Regions from separate parts of the Mus musculus genome. Here region 2 is linked to region 1. The links are chromatin contacts, found by Hi-C in ENCODE. All regions are on one chromosome and are shown on one strand. The core of a region is the stretch at or near the end of the contact, and the rest is flanking DNA. Distances in the headings are between cores, read along the strand shown.

Region 1 (6,339 bases), core at 1,784-4,283:
AGACACCAAGTGAGCAGAGGTGACTTCTGTGGCTGCTATTGGTGTAACCCTCCCAAAAGAAATTATGGGGCTGTGGTGCCCACACTCAACCAGCCCCTCCAGAACCATCCTCCATAGAATGAGGTTTGTGGTCTCCCAGACTCCCCAGCTTCTGTGTGGTCCTGGCTAGCAGATGTCGGCATCCAGAGAAGGATAGAAGAAAAGCTGAGGCTGGGCAGTAGGGTCCAATCCCTGCTTGCTGGGCTACCTGCCTCTTCTCTGCACTCAGAGCTCCTTTATGGAGTTCTCTCTATAACCCAATTCTAGCCATGGCCTTTTTGGCAAAGGGGCTGTGATTACTCCGCACTACTGGACTTAGCATCACTCTTCGGGGAGCACCAACCCCTATCTCAACCTCATAAACCGTGCAGGTGACCTGTTCTATGAGTCACATGCACCCTGCTGGCACCCTGGCTAACACGAGGCAGTTAGTGAACGAAACCTCATAAGCACTATGGGTGAAGAAGACATGAAGAACAAATGAGGCAGAGGAGGAGGGGCTAAAGGCCTGGGATGCCTAGGCCAAGAGGCAGAAGAGGAGGGGAAAAGGGAAGGGGGATGCCTAAGCCAAGAGGCAGAGGAGGAGGGGCTAAAGGCCCGGGATGCCTAAGCCAAACAAGAGGCTGAATATAAGTGTGCCCAGGTCAGGGAGTCCCTTCAGCAAGGACACAGAGGCTTCCCCACCCAGCAAAGCTAAATGGTGGGTGTGAAGAGAAGTGGCTGGAAAGGAAGGTACTGTGTGACCATGAGCCTTATAGGCAGAGCTATCAACTATCCTGGAGCAGTCTCTGAGGGCCAATTGCAGGGTGAGGCCAGCCAGGACCCCTATGTTTCCAGATACATCACTTTCTTGGACATACTAGAAACTGGCATTCACTCAGGACAAATAAGCATAAGCCGTAACAAGGCTATTCCACAGCTCTGCGCCTGGAATTGAAGTCAGAAAATAACATAAAAGCTATCAGACCATGAAATATGGTTCATGGCACTAGCCTCCTCTGAGTGGGCACGTGCAGGTGCACGTACACACACACACACACACACGCCCTGGCACTGTTTACAGGCACTGGAGCATTCACAATCTCAGGTGGAAACACACCAGTCATTAACAGGAGATTTTGCTAAGATTATACCCAAAATAACTATCATTGGAAAACATAAAATGCTTAATACCAAACGCTTCCATATGGTTTGTTTATAATTTCCATGGCACCAGCCAGCAAGAATTCACTAAGAGGACAGCCACCGAGTCACTCAATGCTTAATTCTTCTCAATGGGCATCAAAGGAGATACGGTCAGGTATTATTGGATTCTGGACGGCCCCTAGGTTTGAAAAGTCACATTTTTGGCTTCTTACACACTCCTTTGGGTTTCTAAATATACGTGTTCCTCAAATTAGCTTCAAAAGGCCTAAAGGGAAGTATTTTCTACCGTTCATCTGCTCAGTTTGGCCAGCAGTAACTACATGCAGACAGGCAAGCGGCAAATCAGGCACACCTGTGCACCAACTTGATGATTGTAATAAAAACTGATACAAAGTGGTCTCTTTGTCTACTTACGTATTTATAGCACTGTTATGCACTCCACAGTACTTGGACACAAATGTATACAGCTCACCCTGGTAAAGCCCCTCTTTGCAGAGCTTTCTCTTCCTTTCCTCTCCCCCTGGTCTGTCAAGAGCCTTCCCGTAAATTCTCTGATCACTGTCAATTCTCTGATCACTGTCGGGATCTCTCATAAATGTTAATTAGGAAGAAGATTTAAATGTTGCCCCCCAGCTGTGCTACACGAAGAACGCCTACATCTCCAATGCTCTCCCTGCTAAGCTACAGTCTCTACAACTGTTCCCCCTTCTCTGACCAGCTCAAGGACACATACTCCTATCCTCGCAGTACATATGGACCCCCCCCCCCCCGGTTTCTGAATCAGAAGCCAGACAGCATTGGTCATCAAAAGGAGAGGAAGTAGGTGGGTTGAGGAGCGGGTGACTGATAGTCATTGAACTGGTTTCCAGGGTGGCATGAGAAAAAAAGGAGTAATTGAGAGCCATAAGGAAGGACCACCGTGAGACAGACTGTTCCAGTAACTCCAAGGTTTCTCTGTACCCCCAAATATCTCCTTTGGCCTTCTAGCAAGGACAAGAAGACATTGGACTGGAAATGACGTTTGTAGCCCTTCATGTGGGCTGGAGACATACAGGCAACACCTCTAACAGTTAACACCAATGAGCAATAGCAGACCCATCCTGACTGAAACGGTGGTGGTGGCAAAACAGGGAGAAGCCACAATACTGAGAAAGGAGGTGACCTGGAGTACAGAGGAAAAAACCAACTGAGTCATGTTATTTCTCCATTAGGTGACTTCCCTGAGTCTTATCAGTGGCCTCTAGTCTCAGAGGACAACTCAGGCATTAACTGTTACCTGCCCACCTCCTGTGACTCTCAGTCCCTGGTCTAACTAAGAGGCCCACACTTGGGACCCTGGGAATGCCCAAGCTTGCTGCAAGTACCAGGAAAGTGCCCAGGCATACCAACAACGTACCATGTGGGGGAATAGATGGTTCTTTCCTACAGCAATGCCCACCTATTCCCCTTCTATATTACAGAGTCAGTACCCACAAGTCATTGAGAAAATGTGCAGCAAAGCTTAGAGCAGCTATACACACCCCTGTGCACACGGCTGTGAGCTGCAGGAAGAAGGGACCAAACGGGCCTTCTGTTCACCAGCGCTGAGCCACATGCAGGGCCTGGGCTAAGGATGGTGCAGTGACCAGAAGAAGAAAGTACAGTCAGACTAGGAATTCAACACACTAAGAAAGTCCAAAGGACAGCTTGGGTGACTGGTGGAAGAACTGACCATTAGCAATGCTATTCTCCGATAATGGCACAGAAGCAGCTACTGTGGGAAACCAGAGACAAACATCCCCTGCCAAGGGAGAAACCATGGACAAATGCCCGCTCCTCTGCTTCCAGCAACGGTGTTGGTAAAAAAAACTGCAGGACATCCCAGTTACAGTCACGCAGACAGAATGACCCCAATTAGAGAGCCCAGAATGGCAACACCACAAGTGGAAAAGTCAGAGCTCTGCCACACTGCCTGCAAAAGCGGCTCCTACAGTACAGAGACAGGTCAGAGAGCAGTGTGACCCAGGCAGGCCTGGGCATAGACCTGTTTCTTTCCTTCACTTAGAATTCCTACAGGCAGATGAAGCACTGGGCACACTCTCTGCTTCTTCCCCCTTTTAAGACAGAACCTCCTGGTAGCCCAGATTAGTGTCAAATTCATTATGTAGCTGGGGGTGACCTTGAACTTCTGATCCCCCTGCCTCTGGGATTGCAGGCATATACCAGCTGGTTTCTGTTGACCTGATGATTAAACCCACAGAACTGTGCACGCTAGGCAAGCACACTACCAGCTAAGCTCCCAGCCCTGCATTCATTGTATCAAAACAATGGTTAAGGTCATTTTTAAAAAGGTATCGTGGAATATAGGTCCCATAATTCAAATACTGATAGGCTGACATGGCTTGAATTCCTTTTATACACAGGACACTTTGTAAAAAATGTCCAATTCATGATTCAAACAAGAACGAGACATGACCTGGTCTTGAAGCCAGACATGCTGCTGCAACCCTGTGGCTTAGTACTCTAGAGCCACAGGCAGAAGGATGGCTACAAGTTTGGAAAGGCTACAGGGTCAAAGGTGGCAGAGGCAGGCTGATCTTTATGAGTTCACACAGAAACACAGGCCAGCCTGGTGTACAGAGTGAGTTCCACGATAGCCAGGGCCACACAGAGAAACCCTGTCTCAGAAAAACAAATGAACAAAGACTTGGAGAGGTGGCTTGGCAGTAAAGAGCATCTGCGGCTTATTGAGGACAGAGTTCAGTTCCCAGTACCAACATCCAGTGGCTCACAACCACCTACAACTCCAGCCCCCAGCGACCCAACGCCCTCTCCTGGCCTCTGAGAACACTGCACTCATGTGTACAAAGCCCCAAACACATACACCTCAGGAAAAATAAAACAAATCTTTTTATCAAAAAGAATTCACATAAAATGGGGTACTTCAAGGCTATTTCAAATGGTTGTCATTTTTACACAACTTTCCAAGAAATACAGGTGGATATTAGAGAGTAGCAGCAGGGTCTCATTTACAGGAATGATCTTAAGTTTTCTTTTTAAATGTTCTTAAGGGCCAGTGAGATGCTCAGCAAGCAAAAGTGTGCAAGCCTGGAGACCTGAGTTCATCCCCAGAACCCTCGATGGGGGCAGAAATGACTCCAGGAAGTTATCCTCTGACCTTCACATGTGCACCCAGGCACTAATGACCTCACAGGCAGGCAGGCAGGCAGGCAGGCAGGCACGCACGCACGCACGCACGCACGCACACACACACACACACACACACACACACACACACACACACCATATGCACAGAATAGTAATTGTTCTTGTAGTCATAATGCAACAGAAACAAGAGTATCATGTAAAAGCCAATACAGGTCACTTAAGAAAATCACATTTTGGGCTGGAGAGATGGCTCAGTGGTTAAGGGCACTGATTGCTCTTCCCAAGATCCTGAGTTCAATTCCCAGCATCCATATGGTGGCTCACAATCATCTGTAATGGGATCGGATTCCCTTTTCCTTCTGGTGTGTCTGAAGACAGCTACAATGTACTCACATACATTAAATAAACAAACAAACAAATATTAAAAAATAAAGAAAATCACATTTTAACTTGAGTGAAAACTAGAGACATGATCACAAATCAGAAACCACCACCGACCACTACTCACCCCTCACCTGTAACCTTTAACCTTTCTCTTCCTCCTCCCTCCAGCACCCATTTATCTACTTCCAAAAGATGCAGCTATTACAGCCTACAGGAAACACAGGACTTTGCAGAGACAAGCTTACCAAGGACAATGTGTGTGCTGTGTGCTGTATGCTGTTCAGAGTCTTCCAATAGAGAAAGGAAAGTGGGGCACAGACGAGAGACTTTAAGAGCAGAAACTCTGCTGCCTTTTGCATAAGGAGGGGAATTAAGACAGAGGGAGAGCCATTTATCTGCACAAAATAAAATGCAAGAAAACCAGGAGTCAGTCGTGACCTCTGACTCAGGGGAGAGGAAACGGGGAAGAAGGATAGGACGCCGGAGGAACACCGCTTTCAGCAAACTCTTGATGGGTGTGCATGTCCCATGTACCAAATGAGATGAAATTAGCAAGGCTAGAGGAGAAAGTGGGCAACCCTATAATTGAAGGCAAGCCGCAGCCAGAGGGAAAGGTGGGGGTGGCAGCAAAGAGAGAGACAGTCCAAGCTTACAACCACAGTATCTGCCTGGACCCTGTCTTCTGGGAGAGGTGGGGTGGCCTGGGGGGGGCAACGAGCCCTTGGATATTTTTCAATAGGGCAGTCTTTTGTGATCGCATGAGCAAGCCGCCACATTTCTAACCTAGATGTGTGAGAGGACTGTACACAGGAGTCAGCTCTTGAAGCCCAGTGCTGGGGCTCTCGGGGAGGAAGGGTCACACAGGGAACTACGGAATGAAGAGACTTGCTACACCGGTGTGATGTAAAAGCAGAGTTTCTGAAGGATGTATGCATCTCAGTGCACGTGTACATCCATGTGTGTGCATGAACGTGTACACTACCCCTCATACTTCCTGGATCTCACCACTCAAGTAGCCTGGAAGCAAAGGTACTCCAGTAACTCATGCCTTGAACTCTGACTCCATCCCCCACTAAAGGGAACCAGTACCTCAGAGACATGGCCAACTCCAAGTCTAAGACAGGGTAGACACAAGGTAAGCTTGGCACGTTGTGTTATGACAAGCACAAAAGAAGTCCTTTCAACATGTTTAGTGGCCTCGGAAGGAAAGGTCTCCCATTGGCCCAATCTTGGAGCAACCTGAGTACCAAAATTACTAAGAACAAGAATGATCATAAGCCACTGAGACACCAGGATTTGATGAGCTGATTTCTGTGATAACAAGATGTTCAATTAATGGGAAGAAAGGTCTCTTGCATACATACAGCAGAATATCAATGGCCAGCTGGGTAACAGGAGGAGCAAAGAAGTTGGAAAAAGTGTTCTTTAGTCATCAAGGCAAGAAGAATCTTCAGCAAGTGCTAAGTCCAGTGGAAATTTTGATGAGGAACATGATCAGTGATCCTCCAAAGACAGCTTATTAGCTCTTTAAAAAAAAAAAAAACAACTTATAATAACTACACACTAGAGAAATCAAACAGCACCTTAGCCAGGTGATCAAAAGATAAGCAGATGGACAGACGG
Region 2 (6,339 bases), core at 2,819-5,318, about 17 Mb after region 1:
TGAAACTCAAACCCAGGTACTCTGGATGAGCAAGACAGTGCTTTTAACCAGTGAGCCATCTCACCAGGACCTTAGCGACTAGCTTTCTGGACAACTGCCTAGGGACAGTACTGCTCACAGTGGCCTGAACTGTCCTGTAAAAATAAGATTCACACATGGAGACAGTTCCACATACCAATCTCATTTGTTAATTCCTCACTTGAGGCTTTCTTCACATAGGACTCTAGGCTGTGTCTGGTTAAGAAAGGGAAGTAGGTGTCTTATTTACCTTTCCTGTGAATATACACCATGACCAAGGTAGCTTATGTTTACTGATGCTTATGGATCCAGAGGGTTAGAGTCCATGATCACCATGGAAGGGAGCATGGCAGCAAGCAGGCAGGCACTGGAGCAATAGTTAAGAGCTTACATCCATCCTGATCTGCAAGTTGGAGGCTGAGACCCAACTGGAATGGTGTGGGTTTTTGGAACTCCAAAGTCCACCTTTAGTGACACACCTCTCCTAACACGGCCATACCACCTAATCCTTTATAAAGGGTTGTGCTAACAGAGGACCAAGCATTCAAACATAGAGACTTTTGAGGGCCAATTCCTTTCAAACCACCACACTAGGATGTTTTCTAAATGAAGGAAATCACTCACAAAGAACACATACTACATACTTCCATTACTATAAAATGTTCAACAGAAGCATACTCATGGAGCCAGAAGTCAGCTGTCTGGACCTGTGATGACTGAGGAGGAGAGAGACTAATAATGAGTACAGAGTTCAGGCAAAGAGGCTAAGTCAGGATGATGAATACATGGTGAATATACTAAAAATCATCGCACACATTACATGGGTGTCCTGTATTATTTGTAGAGTGTCAATCAAGCTTAAGATCAAAACAACACCTTTAATCCCAGCACTTGGGAGGCAGAGGCAGGCAGATTTCTGAGTTCGAGGCCAGCCTGGTCTACAAATTGAGTTCCAGGACAGCCAGGGCTATACAGAGAAACCCTGTCTTGAAAAACCAAAAAAAAAAAAAAAAAAAAAAAAAAACCCAACTACCGAGTAATCTGCCTGCCTCTGCCTCCAAATGCTGGGATTAAAGGTGCGTGCCACCACCGCCCGGCTGACAACCTGAGTTTGAAACCACTACTAAACATGAGTCACATGACAGAAGGAGAGAACTGACTGCCACAAGTTGCACACACATGATTAAGAAGATCTAGCTGGAGACTATGCCGGGGCCTAGCAAACACAGAAGTAGATGCTCACAGTCAGCTATTGGATGGATCACAGGGCCCCCAATGGAGGAGCTAGAGAAAGCACCCAAGGAGCTAAAGGGAACTGCAACCCTATAGGTGGAACAACATTATGAACTAACCAGTACCCCGGAGCTCTTGTCTCTAGCTGCATATGTATCAAAAGATGGCCTAGTTGGCCATCACTGGAAAGAGAGGCCCATTGGACTTGCAAACTTTATATGTCCCAGTACAGGGGAACGCCAGGGCCAAAAAGGGGGAGTGGGTGGGTAGGGGAGTGGGGGGTGGGTGGGTATGGGGACTTTTGGGATAGCATTGGAAATGTAAATGAGGAAAATACCTAATTAAAAAAAAAAGATCTAGCTGGGCAGTTGAGTTGCAGGTTTTTAATTCCAATGCTTGGGAGGCAAAGACAGATGGATCTTTGTGAGTTCAGGTCAGCCTGGACTACAGAGTGAGTTCCAGGACAGTCAGGACAACACAGAGAAACCCTGTCTTAAAAAAACAAAACAAAAATAGAATTTGAAGGAGTAGAGAGTGTAGAAATGGCTCAGCAGTTAAGAGTACTTGTAAGACACCCACACATATAAAATATAATCATTGAAGATTTTTTTAAATGAGTGTTTGCAGCATGTGTATGCAGTACCTACAGAAGTGGGAGGCGGGTATTGGATCCTCTAGGACTGGAGTTACAGAGGCTGTGAGGCTCCTACCCGATGTCTCTGCAAGAGCAGCAAGTGCTTTAAATGCTGAGCCATCGCTCCAGCCCCCTGGAGCTGAGTCCTGAAGAATGATTTCACCAGAAGAATGAAGGATGTCCTTCATAATGAAGGAGACTCAAGAGAAACAAAAGAGGCAAAGAATTCGTACTCACTCCCGGTAGCAGTGGCGTGGGCTTTTAGTCTTGGCACTCAGCAGGCAGAGGTGTATGAATCTCTGAGTCGGAAGCCAGTATGCTCTGCACAGTCAGTTCCAGGACAGCCAGGGCTCCACAAAGAAACCCTGTCTCAAAATACAAAACACGGGCTGGAGAGATGGCTCAGCAGTTAAGAGCACTGACTGCTCTTCCAGAGGTCCTGAGTTCAATTTCCAGCACCCACATAGTGGCTCACAACCGTCTGTAATGGGATCTGATGCCCTCTTCTGGAGTGTTTGAAGACAGCTACAGTGTACTTACACATAATAAATAAATCTTAAAAAAAAAAAAAAGAACTCAGGTTGTGCTTGGTGGCTGCCAGCTGCTATTCTGGAACTAGGAAGGAAACACAAGGATAATCTAACAGCTAACATAATGCCCTCCCATAGACATACATGAGAATGAAAGGTAAGTAGATTAATTTTGGACATATCCACTAAGAATATAAAATCTGGGGTCTGGAGAGATGGCTCAGTGGGTAGGAGCACTGACTGCTCTTCCAAAGGTCCTGAGTTCATATCCCAGCAACCACATGGTGGCTCACAACCATCAGTAATGAGATCTGATGCCTTCTGGTGTGTCTGAAGACAGCTACAGTGTACTTATGTATAATAATAAAATAAATCTTTTAAAAAATAATATAAAATCTGTGTCCGTGCCCTTCCCCTCATCCTGCTTATTCAAGGCCATTGTAGAAGGAAACAGAAAGTAAAGAACTTGCCCAAGGTTGCACTACTAAATGGCAGAAACACACTTTGAATTCATCCAGCCTAACTTTAGAGAGCAAGACTTCAAACTGCCTTCACACTGACCTGCTTTTTTAAATGTGTTACGCTCTTGAGACTTAATTCACCCCCCCCCTAGAGAGCTCTTAAAGAGTTTCAAGCAGCTGCTACATTATTTTTTCTTTATTTTTCCATAGTGTCCTTTTTCTCTTGTTTTCTCTGCCAAGAGAACCGATGGTGGAAGGGGCTGGAGAAATAGCTCAGCAGTTAAGGATATTGGTTGCCCTTCCAGAGGACCCAGGTTCAATTTCGATTCTCCATGTGACAGCTCACAACCATCAGTTCCAGGCTATCTTGATGTCAACCTTGGCGGCGGTTTCTTTATCTGTAAAATAAATATCTGAGAACACCAGGCACACATGTAGCGCACAGACATACATGCAGTCAAAACAACCATACACATATATTAAAAATACTTAAACTAATTTTAAAACAACAGATGGAAAACGAAGATAGCAGTTTGACTCAAAGGCTGGCCCGATCTTTTGTCCAGTATGGGTTGGCAAAACAGGCAATGCCATCCTTGTTTACAGAAATGAAATCTAAATCAGAAAGTTTTAAATGACTGGGCAAATCGCTTCTCGTCGGCTGGTGGGGTAGTGGCTTATTTTGTTTGGTTGTTTTTTTTTTTTTTTTTTGTCGTTGTTTGTTTTAATTAAAGTTTTTGCTTTTTTTTTTTTTTTGAGACAAAGTCCTAAGGTTTCCTTCGCCTCTTAAGTGCTGGAATCACAGACATGGCCTGCCACGCCCAGCATTTAGTACTTTTTTGTTTATTGCTTCCTTTTTTTAAACAGGCAACCTTGGCGGCGGTTTCTTTATCTGTAAAATGAACCGACTGAACTACATATTTCTTTTTCAACCAAACAATTCTTATTCTGGACTTGCTCAGTTAGGAAGGAAAGTCAGTCACCTGAATCTCTCCGGGAAGGTGATCTGTCGTTTCCAAGCAACCGGGAGCAAAGAAGGGTTGCGTCACTCCTGGCAGGGGCGGGGTTGGAACGAGTACCGCGAGGCAGCGGAACCAACTTTGCAGAATCCGGGAACGTCTTTTTGCGGCGGACCGGGCAAAGGAAGTGTACTGCACCATTTAGGGTCCCCGCGCCCGGCTCCTTCGCGGTCACTCAAGGCAGTGCAGCGTCAGGAAGAGCCGAACCTCTGAGTTTCTGGAGAGCTGTAGCAGCGGTCTGAACGTCCAGACCGGGTTGTTCCGGGGCCGGACTAGACGGGCTGATTTTAGCTGCTCATCTTTGCACCGCGCAGCCCCTTGTCGAAGCAGATGATGTCTTGGGCTGCCGCCAGCCTGAGAATGACCGCTGTCCCGTGCTTTCGTGTGCGATGCCTCGGGTTCCGCGTGGGTCCTTGGGGCGCCTCCCAGCATGCAAACCCCGGCTGTGGTGCAGCGCCACACAGGACGCTGCATGTCAGCGCGACGGCCTCGGCGGGACACAATAAGTGGTCTAAAGTCCGGCACATCAAGGGCCCCAAGGACATGGAAAGGAGTCGAATCTTCTCTAAACTCACTCTCAGTATCCGCCTGGCGGTTAAAGGTGAGAACCTGGTAGTCCTCACTGCTGGTCACTGAAGCTCTTTAGGTGCCTAAGGCTTCATTTAGGACCGTCCCCCCAACCCCCAGTTGTCATAATTGTCCTACTCATAACCCTCAAAGCACTTACTTACACTGGATATACCTGTTTTCCTTTTCAAAGACCTTCAGAGACCCGCCCTTAGATAAAAATGACTTCATCTAAGGGTATAGTTAGAAGGTACTTCATAGAAATACGCCTTAAGAAAGTGTGGCAGCGCGGCCGGCTTGCCCGATTTCCGCGAGTTGGTTCTGTCGGTGCCGGTCGCGGGTTCCCGTGTCGTTCCGGTCTTTTTCCGCTCCCGAACCTTTGTTTTATTTTGCCGGGCGAGGTGGCGCATGCCTTTAATCCCAGCACTCAGGAGGCAGAGGCAGGCGGATTTCTGAGTTCGAGGCCAGCCTGGTCTACAAAGTGAGTTCCAGGACAGCCAGGGCTACACAGAGAAACCCTGTCTCGAAAAACAAAAAACAAAAAACAAACAAACAAAAACAAAAAACAAAAAAAGAAAGTGTGGCAGAAGCCGGAGGCCTCGAACCAGACCAATAATTCATGGCAATGGACATTTGCAAGTGAAGCTGTTTGGACAAAAGAATATCCAGTGTGACACTCCACAACACCGCAGCTTCTGCTTCTACATCAGGGATGGGTTTGGTTTGGTTTTGTTTAGGGGAGGGAGACTGCAAGCGTGGAGAGGATGGATCTGGAGGGATGACAGGATCAGTGTGAGATTGGGGTGCATGATGCGAAATTCACAAAGAATCGATTTAAAAAGTTAAAGATATTTATCAAATAAAATGACTGGAAGAGGGAAAAGGAAAAAATAAAGCATAAAGAGTCAAGTCAGGGCTTGGAGAGATGGCTGGGCGGTTAAAAGCACTTGCTGCTCTTGCAGAGGACCTGGGTTTGTTTCCCAGCACCCATGTGACATCTAACAACTACCTTAAACTTCAGTTCCAAGGTACCCAATGTTCTCTTCTGGCCTCCTCAGGCACTGCATGCATCATGCATGCAAGCACATGAGCAGGTCTTGTAAGGAAGAAAGAGAAAGAAAGTGCCTTTCTTGAAGGGACTAACCATGCGCTCTGCAGCTGCTTCTACTACCACTGAAGGTTGGGACAGGCATGCTGAGACAAGCCATTTCTCGCTTCCTTTTCCCTCATCAGAGCTCCTAAGACATTTCCTTGGAAAGTCAGTTTTGGAACCATGCGTCGCTTCAGTGATTCTCACTTCGGTGTCAGGCTGGTAGAAGTAGAGGGGGGAAAATCCTATGAAAAGTGTGGACCTGGAGTTAGGAAGATGTGAACGATGTATTGGCTAGGTTGATTCAATGCCCTTCAACCCGTGGCTTAACTACTGAATTTTAATTTTCTGTAAAGCAAGGACAATACCCACTTTGAGGTGGCTTGCGGCATGCAAAAGGCAATAAGCTAATGTTAATTTATCCCTACAACTTGTGTCTGATGCTTCTCTTTGCTTCCTTTTCTAAGGAAGTTTTGATTTAACCAACATTATTTTTGACCCAGGAGGGGATACTACAGAGAACATCCTGTATAGTCCCCCTCCCCCAGAGGCTGAACAGAGGCTGAGCCCAGTCCTATGTGAGCACTTCAGGGAGTGCATTAACTCAGACAGTAAGAGCAAGTATCTTAACACTCAACTGTTTCAGCTGACAGAAATGGAGTTTGCTGAAACCCTGCAACATGATAACTATCCCTCAAGACAGACTGAATTAGGAACTTCTTATCCAGGTTGGGTTTCTAGCCCAGGCATAAAGCCCAGTGTTCAGCATGGATGAGGCCTTGAATTC

What was found. Hi-C counts contacts between places; a loop is a spot of excess contacts on that map.
Region 2: a map of T-helper 17 cell shows a loop between it and region 1 (18-fold over the local background). The contact joins the promoter of Taco1 here to the enhancer-like site in region 1. A Hi-C loop is called at or near these places in 2 of 37 maps with a recorded cell type or tissue (T-helper 1 cell and T-helper 17 cell).

Annotation. Positions count from the first base shown.
Region 1 is chr11:88,636,083-88,642,421 of GRCm38, forward strand. The region is part of intron 5 of Msi2 (musashi RNA-binding protein 2); the gene reads right to left. Among named protein-coding and RNA genes, the nearest start is that of 0610039H22Rik, 20 kb to the left of the region's middle. Within about 2 kb of position 3,034, at least 1 of the 3 ENCODE cell types and tissues checked has a DNase peak (open chromatin) inside an H3K27ac peak, as active enhancers do.
Region 2 is chr11:106,062,023-106,068,361 of GRCm38, forward strand. It overlaps Taco1 (translational activator of mitochondrially encoded cytochrome c oxidase I), which reads left to right and starts at 4,069. Exons shown (of 5, transcript NM_027346.2): 1 at 4,069-4,496. The coding sequence starts at 4,226. Taco1os (a long non-coding RNA gene) reads right to left here and starts at 4,019. Exons shown (of 3, transcript XR_003949781.1): 1 at 3,860-4,019; 2 at 2,123-3,274.